Linked DNA regions of Homo sapiens: region 2 is linked to region 1. A link is a contact called in ENCODE Hi-C or POLR2A ChIA-PET data. All regions are on one chromosome and are shown on one strand. The core of a region is the stretch at or near the end of the contact, and the rest is flanking DNA. Distances in the headings are between cores, read along the strand shown.

Region 1 (7,836 bases), core at 1,851-4,350:
ACCCTGTCTCTACTAGAAATACAAAAAATTAGCCGGGCATGGTGGCACGCACCTATAGTCCCAGCTACTCGAGAGGCTGAGGCAGGAGAATCACTTGAACCCGGGAGGCGGAGGTTGCAGTGAGCCAAGATGGAACCACTCCAGCCTGGGCAACACAGCGAGACTCCGTCTCAAAAAAAAAAAAAATTACTTCGCCAGGTGGGGTGGCTCACGCCTGTAATTCCAGCACTTTGTGGGGCCAAGGCGGGTGGATCACCTGAGGTCAGGAGTTTGAGACCAGCCTGACCAACATGGTGAAACTTTGTCTCTACTAAAAATACAAAAATTAGCCAGGTATGGTGGTACACGCTTGTAATCCCAGCTACTCAGGAGGCTGAGACAGGAGAATTGCTTGAACCTGGGAGGCGGAGGTTGCAGTGAGCTGAGATCACGCCACTGCACTTCAGCCTGGGCAACGGCGAGACTCTGTCTAAAAAAAAAAAAAATTGCCTTTATGGGTAAAGCAGGAATTACTGGATGAAAGCTCCAGAGAGACCCTCAAAATAGTTTATTTATTTTACTGATTGATTGATTGATTGATTGATTGATTTTGAGACAGGGTCTTGCTCTGTCACCCACGCTGGAGTGCAGTGGCACAATCACAGGTTACTGTAGGCTTGACATCCAGGCTCAAGCTATCCTCCCACCTCAACCTCCCAAGTAGCTGGGACTATAGCCACACACCACCGCACTCAGCTAATTTTGGTATTTTTGTAGAGACAGGGTCTCCCTATGTTGCCCAGGCTGGTCTTGAACTCCTGGGCTCAAGCAATTCACCTGCCTTGGGCTCCCAAAAAGTGTTGGGATTATAGGAGTGAGCCACTGTGCCCAGCCAAAAATAGTTTATTTATTGTAGTTATTAATATTTAGCATTATTTATTTATTTATTGAGACAGGGTATCATTCTGTCACCTGGGCTGGAGTGCAGTGGCACAATCTCAGCTCACTGCAACCTCTGCCTCCAAAGTTCAAGTGATTCTTCTGCCTCAGCCTCACGAATAGCTGGGATTACAGGTGTGCAACACAACGCCTGGCTAATTTTTGTATTTTTAGTAGAGACGCGGTTTTGCTCTGTTGGCCAGGCCACACCTATAATTTCAGCACTTTGGGAGGTTGAGGTGGGAGGATCTTTTGAGCCCAGGAGTCCGAGACCAGCCTGTCTCTACAAAAAAAAAAAAAATTAAAAATTAGTCAATTATGGTGGCATGTACCAGTAGTTCTGGCTACTTGGGAGACTGAGGTGGGAGGATCACTTGAGCCCAGGAGTTTGAGGCTGCAGTGAGAGATAGAGCAAGACTTCGTCCCTGAAAAAGGAAAAAAAGAGGTAGGTAAGTGCTATTATTATTCCCATTTTACAGATGAGAATTGAGGCTACAATTATGCAATGAGTAAGTCGCAGAGCGAGATTCAAAGCCTGTTTTAACCCAGCTTTAAAGCCTGAGACTTTGGCCACCTTGGACTCACAAGCCTGTGAACCAGAGACAGCACAGGTCTGCAGTTGTATTTCCTGTGGGCTGTTCAGTGTTTTATAAACTAGAGAATTAGGCCGGGCATAATGGCTCACGCCTGTAACCCCAGCACTTTGGGAGGCCGAGGCGCGCAGATCACGAGGTTGGGAGTTCGAGACCAGCCTGGCCAATATGGTGAAACCCCATCAGTACTAAAAATACAAAAATTAGCTGAGTGTGGCAGCGGGCACCTGTAGTCCCAGCTACTTGGGAGGCTGAGGCGGAAGAAGCACTTGAACCTGGGAGGCGGAGGTTGCAGTGAGCCGAGATTGTGTCACTGCACTCCAACCTGGGCAAAAGAGCGAGATTCTGTCTCAAAAATAAAATAAAATAAAGAATTAATTGCCAATTTAAAACCCAGGAAATTGCCTGACACAGTGGCTCATGCCTGTAACCCCAGCACTTTGGGAAGCCAAGGCGGGTGGATCGCTTGAGCTCAAGAGTTTGAGACCGACCTGGGCAACATGGCAAAACCTTGTCTCTACAGAAATTAGCCAGGTGTAGTGGTGTGCACCTGTAGTCCCAGATACTCAGGAGGCTGAAGTGGGAGGATTGCTTGAGCCCGGGAGACAGAAGTCGCAGTGAGCTGAGATCATGCCACCACTCCAGCCTGGGTGACACAGTGAGACCCTGTCTCAAAAAAAAAAGGGAAATTTCCTATAAAATCGGGATTTTTCAGCTTCTCTTGAAATATCTAAAGATCTGGCTACACTGGACCTAAGTCCCATATGGCAACAATTGGCTGGGAGGAGTAGCAGTTGCTACAGTTAAAGGGGGTGTGTGCATTGCACTTTGACTTAGACCCCCAGCCCCCACTCCACCACATTGACCTGCCTCATTCATCTGGTCCTTGAAAGCATTTGGGGATTTTTTTGTGGTTTTTTTTTTTTTTTTTTTTTTTGAGACAGAGTCTCGTTCTATTGCCCAGACTGGAGTGCAGTGGCGCGATCTCAGCTCACTGCAACCTCCACCTTCCAGGTTCAAGTGATTCTCCTGCCTCAGCCTCCTGAGTAGCTGGAATTACAGGTGTACACAACCACTCCCAGCTAGTTTTTGTATTTTTAGTAGAGATGGGATTTCATCATGTTGGCCAGGCTGGTCTTGAACTCCTGAACTCAGGTGATCCGCCTGCCTCGGCCTCCCAAAGTGCTGGGATTACAGGTGTGAGCTACCACGCCCAGCCCTTGGAAGCATTTGAATTTGTGACTCCTGGGTCCATACTTTCTAACAGTTGGAATTGCCTTGCAATGTACTGATCTCCCCGTCACTGGAAATGTGCAAACTCAGGCTAGATGGCTACTGTAGGGATGTCAGAGAGGGATTTCAAGAGCCAGTTGGGTAATTAGATCAGATAACATACATTATGCTTTCCAGCCCTGCAATGACAAATATTTACTTAAGACTTTGCAGCATATATTTTTGAGAACTAACTTCCCCTCTGGTTTCAACTTACTGTTTCAGTCTTTCCTTTCCCTTTCCCTTGGTTTCTTGATCTATTTATATATTTTTAATCATACGATTATACTGTATGAATCCCTGTAAGCTTCCTCAAATCTTTTCTGGGAATAAGGGGAACAAATGAATCTATACGTAAATATTTACCTAAAGGGTTTGGCTCCAGGTACTGAAGAGAAACAAAAAGAGAATTATAAGTTACAACTGCCAAGTTACCTCAGGTCTCTCCGAGATTATCAGACTCAAAGCAATAAAGGCAACAAAACAGAAAGAGCTAAGAGTCTGGGATATGAGCATGTGCCTAGGTGCTCCCAACCCACTGTCTTAGGAAAGGCAGCCTCAATGTTTATTGCTCACCCTTTGTTTAAAATACATGTTTTTTTTGAGACAGGGTCTCACTGTATCACCCAGGCTGGAGTGCAGTGGCACGATCTTGGCTCACTGCAACCTTTGCCTCCCAGATTCAAGCGATTCTCGTGCCTCAGCTTCCCAAGTATCTGGGATTACAGGCGTGCACCACCACTCCTGGCTAATTTTTGTAATTATAGTAGAGACAACATTTCACCATGTTGGCCAGACTGGTTTTGAACTCCTGACCTCAAGTGATCCGCCCACCTCGGCCTCCCAAAGTGCTGGGATTACAGGCATGAGCCACCGTGCCCGACCTAAAATAGATTTTTAAATCCCATGGCCAGGCATGGTGGTTCACGTCCGTAATCCCAGCACTTTAGGAGGCTGAGGCAGGAGGATCACTTGAGGCCAGGAGTTTAAGATCAGCCTGGGCCACACAGTGAGATCATGTCTCTACAAAAATAAAATAATACAATAAATTCTATAACTAAATGTGGCAGTTTTTAAAGAAGTGGCTGCAAATTCCTTGACACTCCTCCCATTGGAGGGGAGTCTATGTCCCCTTTCCTTGAATCTGGGTGGCTTGTGGCTGATTTCACCAATAGAGTATGGCAGAGGTGATGCTATGTGACTTCTGAGGTTGGGTCATAAATAAACATGCAGCTCTGCCTGGTTCTCTTGGAATATTCTTTCTCCAAATGCTTCTTTCTGGAATATTCCCTCTTGGAACACAGCTTCCACGCTGCAAGGAGGCCTAGGCCACAGTGAGAGGCCATTTGTAGGTGTTCTAGTCAATGGCTGTAGCTGAGCCCAGCATGCTAGTCATCCAAACCCAGGCACCAGAAACGTGAGTCATCACCAGCTGTTGTCATCTCCCAGCTCAGGCTCCATATATCAGGGAGCAGAGACAAACCAATTATGTTGTGCCTTGTGCAAATTCCTGATCCACAGAATCTGTGAATGGAATAAAAGGATTGTTGTTTCATGCCACTAAGTTTGGGGTGCTTTGCTATCCAGCGACAGAAAATTAGACCAGTTACCCAGGAACACAGTTATTGCAAATGATTCAAACCATCAAGAAAAATATGTAATATAAAAGTGATAGGTCCAGTGGGGCAAGGTGGCTCACGCCTGTAATCCCAGCACTTTGGGAGGCTGAGGTGGGCAAATCACCTGAGGTCAGGAGTTTGAGACTAGCCTGGCCAATATGGTGAAACCCTGTCTCTACTGAAAACACAAAAATTACCTGGGTGTGGTGGTGGGTGCCTCTAATCCCAGCTACTGAGGAGGCTGAGGCAGGAGAATCACTTGAACCTGGGAGGCGGAGGTTGCAGTGAGCTGAGATCATGCCATTGCGCTCCAGCCTGGGCGACAGAGTGAGACTCCGTCAAAAAAAAAAAGTCTGTCCTGGCCAGGTGCAGTGGCTCATGCCTGTAATCCCAGCACTTCAAGAGGCCGAGGTGGACAGACCCCTTGAGCTCAGGAGTTTGTGACCAGCCTGGGAAACATGGCAAAACCCCATCTCTACAAAAAATACAAAAATTAGCTGGGCGTAGTGGTGCCTGTATTCTCAGTTACTTGGGAGGCTGAGGTGGGAGGATCACTTGAGCCTGGGAGGCAGCAGTTGTGGTGAGCTGAGATTGCACCACTGCACTCCAGGCTAGGTGACAGGGTGTAACCCTGTCTCAAAAAAAAAAAAAAAAAGATAGGTTCCCTTCTCTTTTTTGTGTGTGTGTGTGAGATGGAGTCTTGCTCTGTCACCCAGGCTGGAGTGCAGTGGCACGATCTTGGCTCACTACAACCTCCACCTCCCGGGTTCATGCCATTCTCCTGCCTCAGCCTCCTGAGTAGCTGGGACTTCAGGTCCCCTCCGCCACGCCTGGCTAATTTTTTGTATTTTTAGTAGAGACGGGGTTTCACCGTGTTAGCCAGGATGGTCTCGATCTCCTGACCTCATGATCTGCCGGCCTTGGCCTCCCAAAATGCTGGGATTACAGGTGCGAGCCACCACACCCGGCCCTGGTAGATTCCCTTTTCATAATATGCCTACCATTCCATCTCCCTCCCCAGGGATGACATTGTTACCAGTTTTTGTTGTTGTTCTTGTTGTTTTTGAGACGGAGTTTCACTCTTGTTGCAATGGCGCAATCTCGGCTCACTACAACCTCCGCCCTCCAGGTTCAAGCAATTCTCCTGCCTCAGCCTCCCGAGTAGCTGGGATTACAGGAGCATGCCAACACGTCCGGCTAATTTTTGTATTTTTAGTAGAGACAGTGTTTTGCCACGTTGGCCAGGCTGGTCTCAAACTCCTGACCTCAGGTGATCCACCCACCTCGGCCTCCCAAAGTGCTAGAATTACAGGTGCGTGCAACCATGCCCAGCCATTACCAGTTTTAAGTGTATCCTTCTCAATCTTTTTCTACATATTTATATGTGTATGTAATAGAAATATGTAGGTTTCATGCTTCTTTTTTAAGTGAGATTATATATATGCAGGCAACTTGCCTTCTTTCTATTAATAATATGTCTCAGTGATATCTTTATATTCACAAAAGAATCTGAATTGGTAATACATTCATGTGCTGTGGTCACCAGCTTTGAAGATGGCCTTCAATGACCCCCACCTACTTGTATTCAAATCCTTGTGTAGTCTCTTCCCACACGGAACCAGCACTGGCCTGTGTGACCAATAGAATATGGCTGAAATGATATTATATGACACTTCTGAGATTAGGTTATAAAAGACACAGTAGCTTCTGTCTTGGATCTTTCTCTTGGATCCCTTGTTGTGGGTGAAGCCAGCTGTCAAATTGAGAGCATCTCTGTGAAGAAGCCCACAAGGAGAATAACTGAGGCCTCTGGTCAACAGCTAGTGAGGAACTGAGACCTCCAGCCAACAGCCACACGAGTGAGACATCTTGGAAGTGCACCCTGCAGCCCCAGTCAAACCTTCAGATGATGGCAGCCCTGGCTGACATTTTGACTGTAACCTCATGAAAGACCCTGAGCCAGAATCACCCAGCAAAGCTGATTCCAGATTCCTTGTCCTCAAAAAATGTGTGAGATAATAAATGTTGTCGTTAGCTGCTGAGTTTAAGGGTAACTTATTTGCAGCAATAGATAACTAATACTATTTTTTTCCTTTTTTTTCTGACTCCAACTTGTATGACTAAAGTACTAAATTTAAAAAGTATAAAAAGAGATAAGCTGGGTGTGGTGGCTCACACCTGTAATCCCAACACTTTGGCAGGCTGAGGCAGGAAGATTGCTTGAATCCAGGAGTTTGAGACCAGCCTGGGCAACATGGCAAAACCCCGATTCAACAACAAATACAAAAATGAGCTGGGCATGGTGGTGTGTCCCTGCAGTCCCAGTTACTCAGCCGTCTGAGGTAGGAGGATCACTCGAGCCCTGGGAGTCAGGGCTACAGTGAGCCAAGATCATGCCACGCCACTGCACTCCAGCCTGGGTGACAGGTTGAGATCCTGTCTCAAACAAAAAACAAAAAACAAAAAAAACCCAGAAAACAAAAACCAAAAAAGGGATACAACAAACACTCTTTGTCACTCCTACCTTTAAACACCTGATCTCCCATCCTCTCCCACCTCTGCTATCTCATTTACAGTAAGCCCTAGGGAACTGTTCAGTTTATTCTCTTGGGTTCAGAAGCAGACATCCCCTTGACCCCTCTTCTTGATCATCCAACCCAAGAAAGGCTGCAGCAGTATGACAATCCCTTTCAGCAGCTGCAAAATTGCACACCCTTCTTTCTCCACAGGAACTGCGCCATTGGCCTTTCCAGATTAGATGCCACCTTCCCTGCCAAGGCCTTAGACACCTACAAGCATCCCCACATCCTGTCTCAGGTCTGGGGGTGGGGGCTTCCCCCTCCTTCTACACTAGTGGAAAATGTTATCGGGTCTTTTTCTTCAAACCATAGAAATCAGAAATCAACCACTCACCTCTCAACGTCTAGTCCCAGCCCATTTCGCTGGCCCCTTTCTCATGGCACTCACCCTTCATCCTGCCCAACCTTGCCCTCTTCACTTCAGACAACCCAAAGTGTTACTTTCCAGGCTTCGCAGTCTTTTGCCCCTCACGACATCACTCAGGGACCGGGCGCGGTGGCTCATACCCGTAATCCCAGCCCTTTGGGAGGCTGAGGTGGGCGGACCACTTGAGACCAGGAGTTTGAGACTAGGAGTTTAAGACCAGCCTGGCCAACATGGTAAAACCCCATCTCTACTAAAAATACAAAAATTAGATGGGCATGGTGTCACGCGCCTGTAATTCCAGCTACACAGGAGGCTGAGGCACGAGAATCGCTTGAACCCGGGAGGCAGAGGTTGCAGTGAGCCAAGGTTGCACCACTGCACTCCAGCCTGGTAGACAGAGTGAGACTCTGTCTCAAAAAAAAAAAAAAAAAAAAAAGACATCACTCAGATCCATCTCTCTGTCCTGAATGGTCTACCCACAACTAGCC
Region 2 (7,836 bases), core at 3,486-5,985, 33 kb before region 1:
TAGCTTTTAACATTGAAAAGTACTAATAAATACTCATGAAATGCAGGTAATATTGACCTCTAGGGTGGTGCGCCTGCAGGCTATTTTTTTGCTTTCTTTGTATTTTTTGATGGGTGCATGTATTTTGATTTTTATAATTAAGGTGGGGGAAGCAATAAAGCAATGTTTTCTTTGGAGAAAAGTCCAGAACTTTGATTTCAGCTTAAATGTCTGAAGAAGACACGCTAGTTCTCCGGAAAGAAACCTAAAAACGTCACAGTCAAGTAACAAGGACAATAAATGCCTGCCCTGAATTCAAACTGGCGCCATGTACTCTCTGTCATTTGATGACACAAAGAGGCAAACAAAGCATTTATTTAGGCAGGGAAAGAAGAAAAGAAACTCTTTTTGGCATTCAATTGTAAAACATAAAATACATTCAAAAATATATTCAAGTCTGTTGGACAACACCTACTATTCAGAATCAATGCAGTTCTTGGGTTTTATTGTATTCAATAGTCACAACTCACAGTATACCAAGAGCTTAATGTGAGTCCTCTTTTAATCCTCAAAATCACCTTGGGAGGAAGGCAGGCATTAGCCTCATTTAAAGAATAAGGATCAGAGACTCAGGGAAATTAATTTGCCCAAGGTTACACGACAATTAAGTGGAAGAGTCAGGATTCAAAACCAGATTTGTCTTATTTTAAAACCCATATATAAACCCATATATTTTTAAAACACCTGATATATACGCATATATACATGTGTATGTCTATGCAAAGATTAACGCAATTCAAGCTGTACAGAGTGTACAGTGAACATGTAAATCTTCCTAACATATCTGCATTGCTCCTTCATCTTCATCTTTTGCTTTTAAACCTTTTTAACTCAAGTAGCAGTATACTATATACCACTGTACTTCTTCCTATATAAATCTTGGAGAACTCCTTCTCCCCGCCCCCCAACTCATTTTGTGTTGTTTTCTTTGTTTGTTTTTTTGAGACAGACTCTTGCTCTGCACTCCAGGCTGGAGTGCAGTGGCATGATGTTGGCTCGCCATAGCCTCAACCTCCTGGGCTCAGGTAGTCTTCCCACCTCAACCTCCTCAGTAGCTGGGACTACAGGTACATGCCACCAAACCTAATTTTGTTTTTATTTTTTGTAGAGACAAATGTCTCACTATGTTGCCCAGGCTGGTCCCCAGGCTGGTCTCAAACTCCTGGCTCAAGTGATCCTTCCGTCTCTCAGCCTCCCAAAGTATGGGATTACAGGCATCAGACACCATGCTTAGCTGCTTCTTTTTCCTTTCTTTTCTGTCTTACTTCCTTTCATTCATTCATTCATTCACTCATTTATTTTGAGACAGAGTCTCAGTTGCCCAGGCTGGAGTGCAGTGGCACAATCACAGCTCACTGCAACGTCAACCTCCTGGGGTCAAGCAATCTTCCCACCTCAGACTCCCAAGTACCTGGGACTATAAGCACACCCCACCACATCCAACTAATTTTTTATTTTTTGTAGAGACGGGGTTTTGCCATGTTGGCCAGGCTGGTCTTGAACTCCTGACCTCAGGTGTTCCGCCTGCCTTGGCCTCCCAAAGTGCTGGGATTACAGTCATGAGCCACTGCGCCCAGCCAAAAAATGTCTTTGATCAGTCAGTCCCTTATTGAGGGACCTTCTGATGGTCTCTGGTCATTTGCTACTGCAAACAGTACTGCAGTGGCTATACTGAACATATATACCTTTAGGGTAAGTGGGAGTAGTTGGTAGGATCCACTCCCAGAGGTAGGACTGTTGTACACATTCTATTGTTTTTTAAGAGTCAAGGTCTTCACATTCTGTTGTTTTTCAAGAGCCAAGGTCTTGCTCTGTTGCCCAGGCTGGAGTGCAGTGGCAGAATCTCAGCTTACTGCAGCCTCGAACTCCTCGCTCAAGCAATCGTCCCACCTCAGCCTCCAGAGTAGCTGGGACTACAGGCGTGCGCCACTGGACCCGACTTTTCTTTTTTTTTTTTTTTTTTTTTTTCTATTTTTAGTAGAGACGAGGTTTCACCGTGTTGGCCAGGCTGGTCTCAAACACCTGACCTCAAGTGATCCACCCACCTCAGCCTCCCAAAGTGCTAGGATTACAGGCATGAGCCACCATGCCTGGACTAATTTTTAAAATTGTTTGTAGAAGTTGGGGGGGGTCTTGCTTTGTTGCACAGGCTGGTCTCAAACTCTTGGCTTCATGTGATTCTCCCACTTAGGCCTCCCAAACTGCTGGTATTACAGGTCCATCATGTAATACCAGCCACCATGGTGAGCCACTACGTCCAGCTCCTTTTTTGATCTTGATTCAAACAAACCAACTGTTAAGAAATGTACAAGGACCAAGCTAGGTGGTTCACCACCCATAATCCCAGCACTTTGGGAGGCTGAGGTGGGAGGATCACTTGAGCCTAGGAGTTCAAGACCAGCTTGGACAAGATGGCAAGATCCTGTCTCTACAAAAAAATTTTTAAAAATTAGCCAGGTGCGGTGGTATATGCCTGTGGCCCCAGCTACTCAGGAGGCTAAGTTGGGAGGATCACTTGAGCCCAGGAGTTTGCTTGAGCCGCCTAAGAGTTTGAGGCAGCAGTGAGCTCTGACTACACCACTGCACTCAAGCCTGGGTGATACAGTGAGACCCTGTCTCAAGAAAAAAAAAATGAGGCGAGGCGCGGTGGCTCACACCTGTAATCCCAGCACTTTGGGAGGCCGAGGAGGGTGCATCACTCGAGGTCAGGAGTTCAAGACCAGCCTAGCTAACATGGTGAAACCCTGTCTCTACTAAAAATATAAAAATTAGTTGGGTGTGGTGCATGCATGTCTGTAATCCCAGCTACTTGGGAGGCTGAGGCAGGAGAATTGCTTGAACCCGGGAGGCAGAGATTGCAGTGGGCCTAGATCGCACCACTGCACTCCAGCCCGGGTGACAGAGCGAGACTCTGTCTCAAAAAAAAAAAAAAAATGTATAAGACAATCAAGGAAATTGGAACACTGGATATGAGACAATGTAAGAAATTATTTTTACGTGTAAAAAAATGTTATTATTTTAAAAAGAAAGTTCTTATCCTCTAGAGGTAAACAAGAATATTTTCAGATAAAGTTATATGCCATCTGGGATCTTTTTCAGGGGTGGGGTGCATGGAAGGTTATAGGTAAAATAGGATTGCCAAGTGCTGAGAACTGCTGGAGGTGGGTAATGGGTTCATGATTCATTACATTATTCTAGTTTTATGCATAATTGGGATTTTCCAAATGAAAAAAAAATCACCCTCTAACCAATGGCTTATCATTTAAAATTTTTTTAAAATTACAGTAAAAAACCCCACATAATATAAAATTTACCCTCTTAATCATTTTAAGTGTATAGTTCAGTAGTGTTAACTATATTCACATTGTTGTATAACACATTTCTAGAACTTTTTCATCTTGCAAAGCTGAAACTTTATAACCACTGAACAATTCCCCATTTCCCCCTCTCCTTAGCCCCTGGTAACCATGTTTCCATGATTTTGTCTACTCTAGCTACCTCGGATAAGTGGAATCATAACAGTATTTGTCCTTTTGTGACTGGCTTATTTCACTCAGCACAATGCCCTCAAGGTTCATCAATACTAAAGCATGTGTCAGAACTTCCTTCTTTTTTAAGGCTGAATAATATTCCATTCCATGTATGCACTATATATATTTTCTTTTTTTTTTTTTTGAGACACAGTCTTGCTGACACCCAGGCTGGAGTGCAGTGGTGCAATCACAGCTCACTGCATCCTTGAACTCCTAGGCTCAAGCAATCCTCCCACCTCAGCCTTTTGAGTAGCTGAGACTACAGGTACATGCCACCATACTGAGCTAATTTATTATTATTATTATTTGTTATAGAAACAAGGTCTCACTATATTGCCCAGGCTGGTCTGGAACTCCTGGGTTCAAGCAATCCTTCCGCCTTGGCCTCCCAAAGTGCTGGGATTACAGGCGTGAGCCATCGCGCCTGGCCTGTACCACATATTCTTTATCCATTTATCTGTTAACGGACATTTGGGCTGCTTCTACCTCTTGGCTATTGTGAATAATGCTATGGGCAGAGGGCCATAGCAAAACCTGTATTTAACAGGCAGAGGTAGCCTGAATAGCCAAAAAGAGATTCAGACACACCTGGGACTGAAACCCAGCTCTATCATTCCTAGTTTTGTTTGTTTGTTTTTGAGATGGAGTCTTGCTGTCACCCAGGCTGCAGTGTAGTGGCGTGATCTCGGCTCACTGCAACTTCCACCTCCCAGGTTCAAGGGATTCTCCTGCCTCAGCTTCCCAAGCAGCTGGGATTACAGGCGCCTGCCACCACGCACGGCTAACTTTTGTATTTTTAGTAGAGCGTGGGTTTCACTATGTTGGCCAGGCTGGTCTCGAATTCCTGACCTCAGGTGTTCTACCTGCCTCGGCCTCCTAAAGTGCTGGGAGCCACTGTGCCCAGCCTATCATTCGTAGTTCTGAGGCTCTGTGAAAGTTTCTTACCCCTCGGAGCTGATTTCCTCATCTGTAAAATGGGAATATCACTAACACCTGCTGCTTGGGGCCGTGTGAGGACTAGAAGAAGACAGGCAGCAAGCGTCTGGCCCACAAGTGGTAACTCTGCCCTGACCCAATTTGCAGGAGAAAAAAAACAGAGACTTAGACAGGGAAGTAACATGGCACACTGAGTTAATAAGTGGCAAAGCAAGCTGAAACCAGGTCCATCTGGCTCCAAAGTCCATGGCCTTTCTTCCACACCAGCATGTCCTAAATGTCAATAATCCGATTGTTTCTGGACAATTTTCGCCATGTCTATCATCACCTGTACTATTATTTACTTAACGTTTTTTCTTTAAATCTACTTTGCTTAACACAAAGTTTATTTTAAAAAGAAACTTTATATAACCACCATGAATGGAAAATCAGTATCACTTGTTATAAATAGAAAGTAACTGTGAAAATAAATATAAGAACAGACAACAATGTTACTAAATTCTAGCTAAATACTGTAGCTTATCTGAGGCCTTAAGCTTGATCACCATTGGTTTGAAAGGGAGCTTAATAAGTGTTAAGAAATAGACTAGTGGCCGAGCATGGTGGCTCCCGCCTGTAGTCCCAGCCCTTTGGGAGGCCAAGGCAGGTGGATCACAAGGTCAGGTGTTCAAGACCAGCATGGCTAAGATGGTGAAACCCCGTCTTTACTAAAAATACAAAAATTAGCCGGGCATGGTGGCAGGCACCTGTAATCCCAGCTACTCAGGAGGCTGAGGCAGAGAACTGCTTGAACCCAGGAGGCAGAGGTTGCAGTGAGCTGAGATCGTGCCACTGCACTCCAGCCTGGGTGACTGAGACTCCATTTCAAAAAAAAAAAAAAAAAAACCAGACCAGTACCAAACAAATACAGTATTCTTGACACAGTCAGAAGAACCAAGAGAGAGTTTTAAAGGGAATAGCTCTCACCACTACATTCAACATAATTTTGGATGTTGTGTTTGACTGTTACCCAAACTCTCCTCCTATTCCACCTGGTTCAGCTCTGCAGAATATAAGGACCCACTCAGAACCCCGGATCAGAATCTTGTCTTATCAAGATTCATGCCTACGCATGCTACCTTTATAGTAAACAGTTTCCAAAGTTGATCCAACAGAATTTCCCATAAATCATAGGATTTATTTTATTAATATGATGAGTTAAATGCTTTTTGAAAAATCCCTCTTCAAAAGTCCATCAGAACTGTCTTGGCTCATTGTCCAATGTTATAATGATATGCTTGCTCTCACAGTTCATACAGTGCACATCACTTGAACCCAGGAGGCGGAGGTTGCAGTGAGCTGAGGCGACAGAGTGAGACTCCAATGCTGTACATAAAATGTTTCCAGTTAATGTTGCCAATAAACAGCCTATTCAGAGAACGAAGGGTTGAAATGACAAAGGCCTATGTTCTGGGTCCTACTCACAGGGAATTCTTCATCAGAAAGAAAAATGGATAAAGAGAAGACTAAAAAGAAGGTGAGAAAAACTACTACATCAAAAAAATACTTCATCATATGTAAAATATATCTAAATAAAGTTCATTTTTTGTTTGTTTGGAGACAGGATCTCATTCACTGTGTCACCCAGGCTGGAATGCAGTAGCGCAATCATGGCTCACTGTAGCCTTGAACTCCTGGGCTTGAACTTGCCTCAGCTTCCCGAGTAGTTGGGAGTACAGGTGCAAGCCACTGCACCCGGGTAAATTTTCATATGTTTTGTATAGATGGGGTCTCACTATGCTGCCCAGGCTGGTCTCAAACTTCTGGCCTCAAGCAATCTTCCCACTTAGGCCTCCCAAAGTGCTGGGATTACAGGAATGAGCCACCACATCCAGCTAAATCTGTTTTTTAAAGATACTTTTAGGCCAGGCACGGTGGCTCACGCCTGTAATCCCAGCACTTTGGGAGGCCGAGATGGGCAGATCTCAAGGTCAGGGGTTCAAGACCAGCCTGACCAACATGGTGAAACCCTATCTCTACTAAAAATACCAAAATCAGCTGGGCGTGGTGGTGTGCACCTGTAATCCCAGGTACTCAGGAGGCTGAGGCAGGAGAATCACTTGAACCCAGGAGGCGGAGGTTGCAGTGAGCTGAGACTGCACCACTGCACTCCAGCCTAGGCGACAGAGTGAGACTCCATCTGAAAAAAAAAAAAAAAAAAAAAAAAAAAAGATACTTTTAGAGGATCCTAAGAAGGGAAATGGACAGTTCTCTGTTAGAATTTTTTAAAGTTCAAACTTTTCACAAACCACTTATTTAGAATTGTTCTCTTAAGAGGCTGAGAGAGAAGGAGATATTCTGTATAACACATTATATGTGATTATAAAAAGGTGGAAACAACTTCAATGCTCAATGCCAGGGAAAGTGTAGTAGTTACTACTAAACTACTAACATGTAGTAATAACTACTAAACACAAAAACACAGCAAGGCGTAGTGGCTCACACTTGTAGTCTCAGCACTTTGGGAGGCTGAGTCAGGAGCATTGCTTGAGGCCAGGAGTTGAGACCAGCCTGAGCAACATAGTGAGATCCTGCCTCCATGAAAAATTTAAAAATTAGCCACAAGTGGTGGCACGCACCTGTGGCCCTGGCTGCTTAGGAAGCTGAGGTGGAAGGACCACTTGAGCCCAGGAGCTGGAGGTTACGGTGAGCTATGATCATGCCACAGTATTCCAGCCTGGGCAACGGAGCGACACCCTATCTCAAAAATAAACAAATAAAAAAAATAGATTGGGCCTGGTGGCTCACACTTGTAATCTGAGCACTTTGGGAGGCCAAGGCAGGAGGATCGCTTGAGCCTAGGAGTTTGAGACCAGCCTGAGCAACATAGTGAGACCCTGTTTCTACAAAAATAAAATGAAACAAAAATTGAAATAAATAAGTACAAAAATATGGAAAAATGGTTATGAAATAATGTTAAGCAAACATTTCCAAATAGAAAATGGGAAATATGCTTTGAATACAACTTTCTAAAAATATACTTGCAAGTAGTCAAGTAAGCTAAAACCTGAGTTAGGATACCATCACCATGGGTAAATTCCCCAACCAAATTGTAATTCTGTCTGTCTTTTCAGCTTTAGGTTAACACTGCCATGTTAAAAACATTATTTAAGGGGGGTTGCCTTTGTAATTTAAAATTTTTAACATTAAAGGACCTAGTTTAAAGAAATCATCAGCAGTGCAGACAAAGGTTTACACAAAATAATCATCATTAAGATGTTCTCTGAAGCATTACTCATAATGTTTAAATGTTGAAAATGGCCTAAATAACAACAATGGAGGAAACAGG

The links. Hi-C counts contacts between places; a loop is a spot of excess contacts on that map. ChIA-PET counts read pairs that join two places held with the same protein, here RNA polymerase II (POLR2A). Pooled maps may share reads with other maps.
Region 2: a map of Caco-2 shows a loop between it and region 1 (6-fold over the local background). The contact joins two enhancer-like sites. A Hi-C loop is called at or near these places in 5 of 168 maps with a recorded cell type or tissue (Caco-2, Calu3, HepG2 and 2 more) and 10 of 50 pooled maps. POLR2A ChIA-PET finds 5 or more read pairs at or near these places in 16 of 52 experiments (AG04450, Caco-2, GM12878 and 11 more).

The regions. Positions count from the first base shown.
Region 1 is chr20:32,251,820-32,259,655 of GRCh38, reverse strand. No RefSeq gene overlaps it. Among named protein-coding and RNA genes, the nearest start is that of MIR1825, 18 kb to the right of the region's middle. Within about 2 kb of position 3,100, at least 7 of the 41 ENCODE cell types and tissues checked have a DNase peak (open chromatin) inside an H3K27ac peak, as active enhancers do.
Region 2 is chr20:32,286,755-32,294,590 of GRCh38, reverse strand. All of the region lies in intron 1 of KIF3B (kinesin family member 3B), which reads right to left. Among named protein-coding and RNA genes, the nearest start is that of KIF3B, 13 kb to the right of the region's middle. Within about 2 kb of position 4,735, at least 3 of the 41 ENCODE cell types and tissues checked have a DNase peak (open chromatin) inside an H3K27ac peak, as active enhancers do.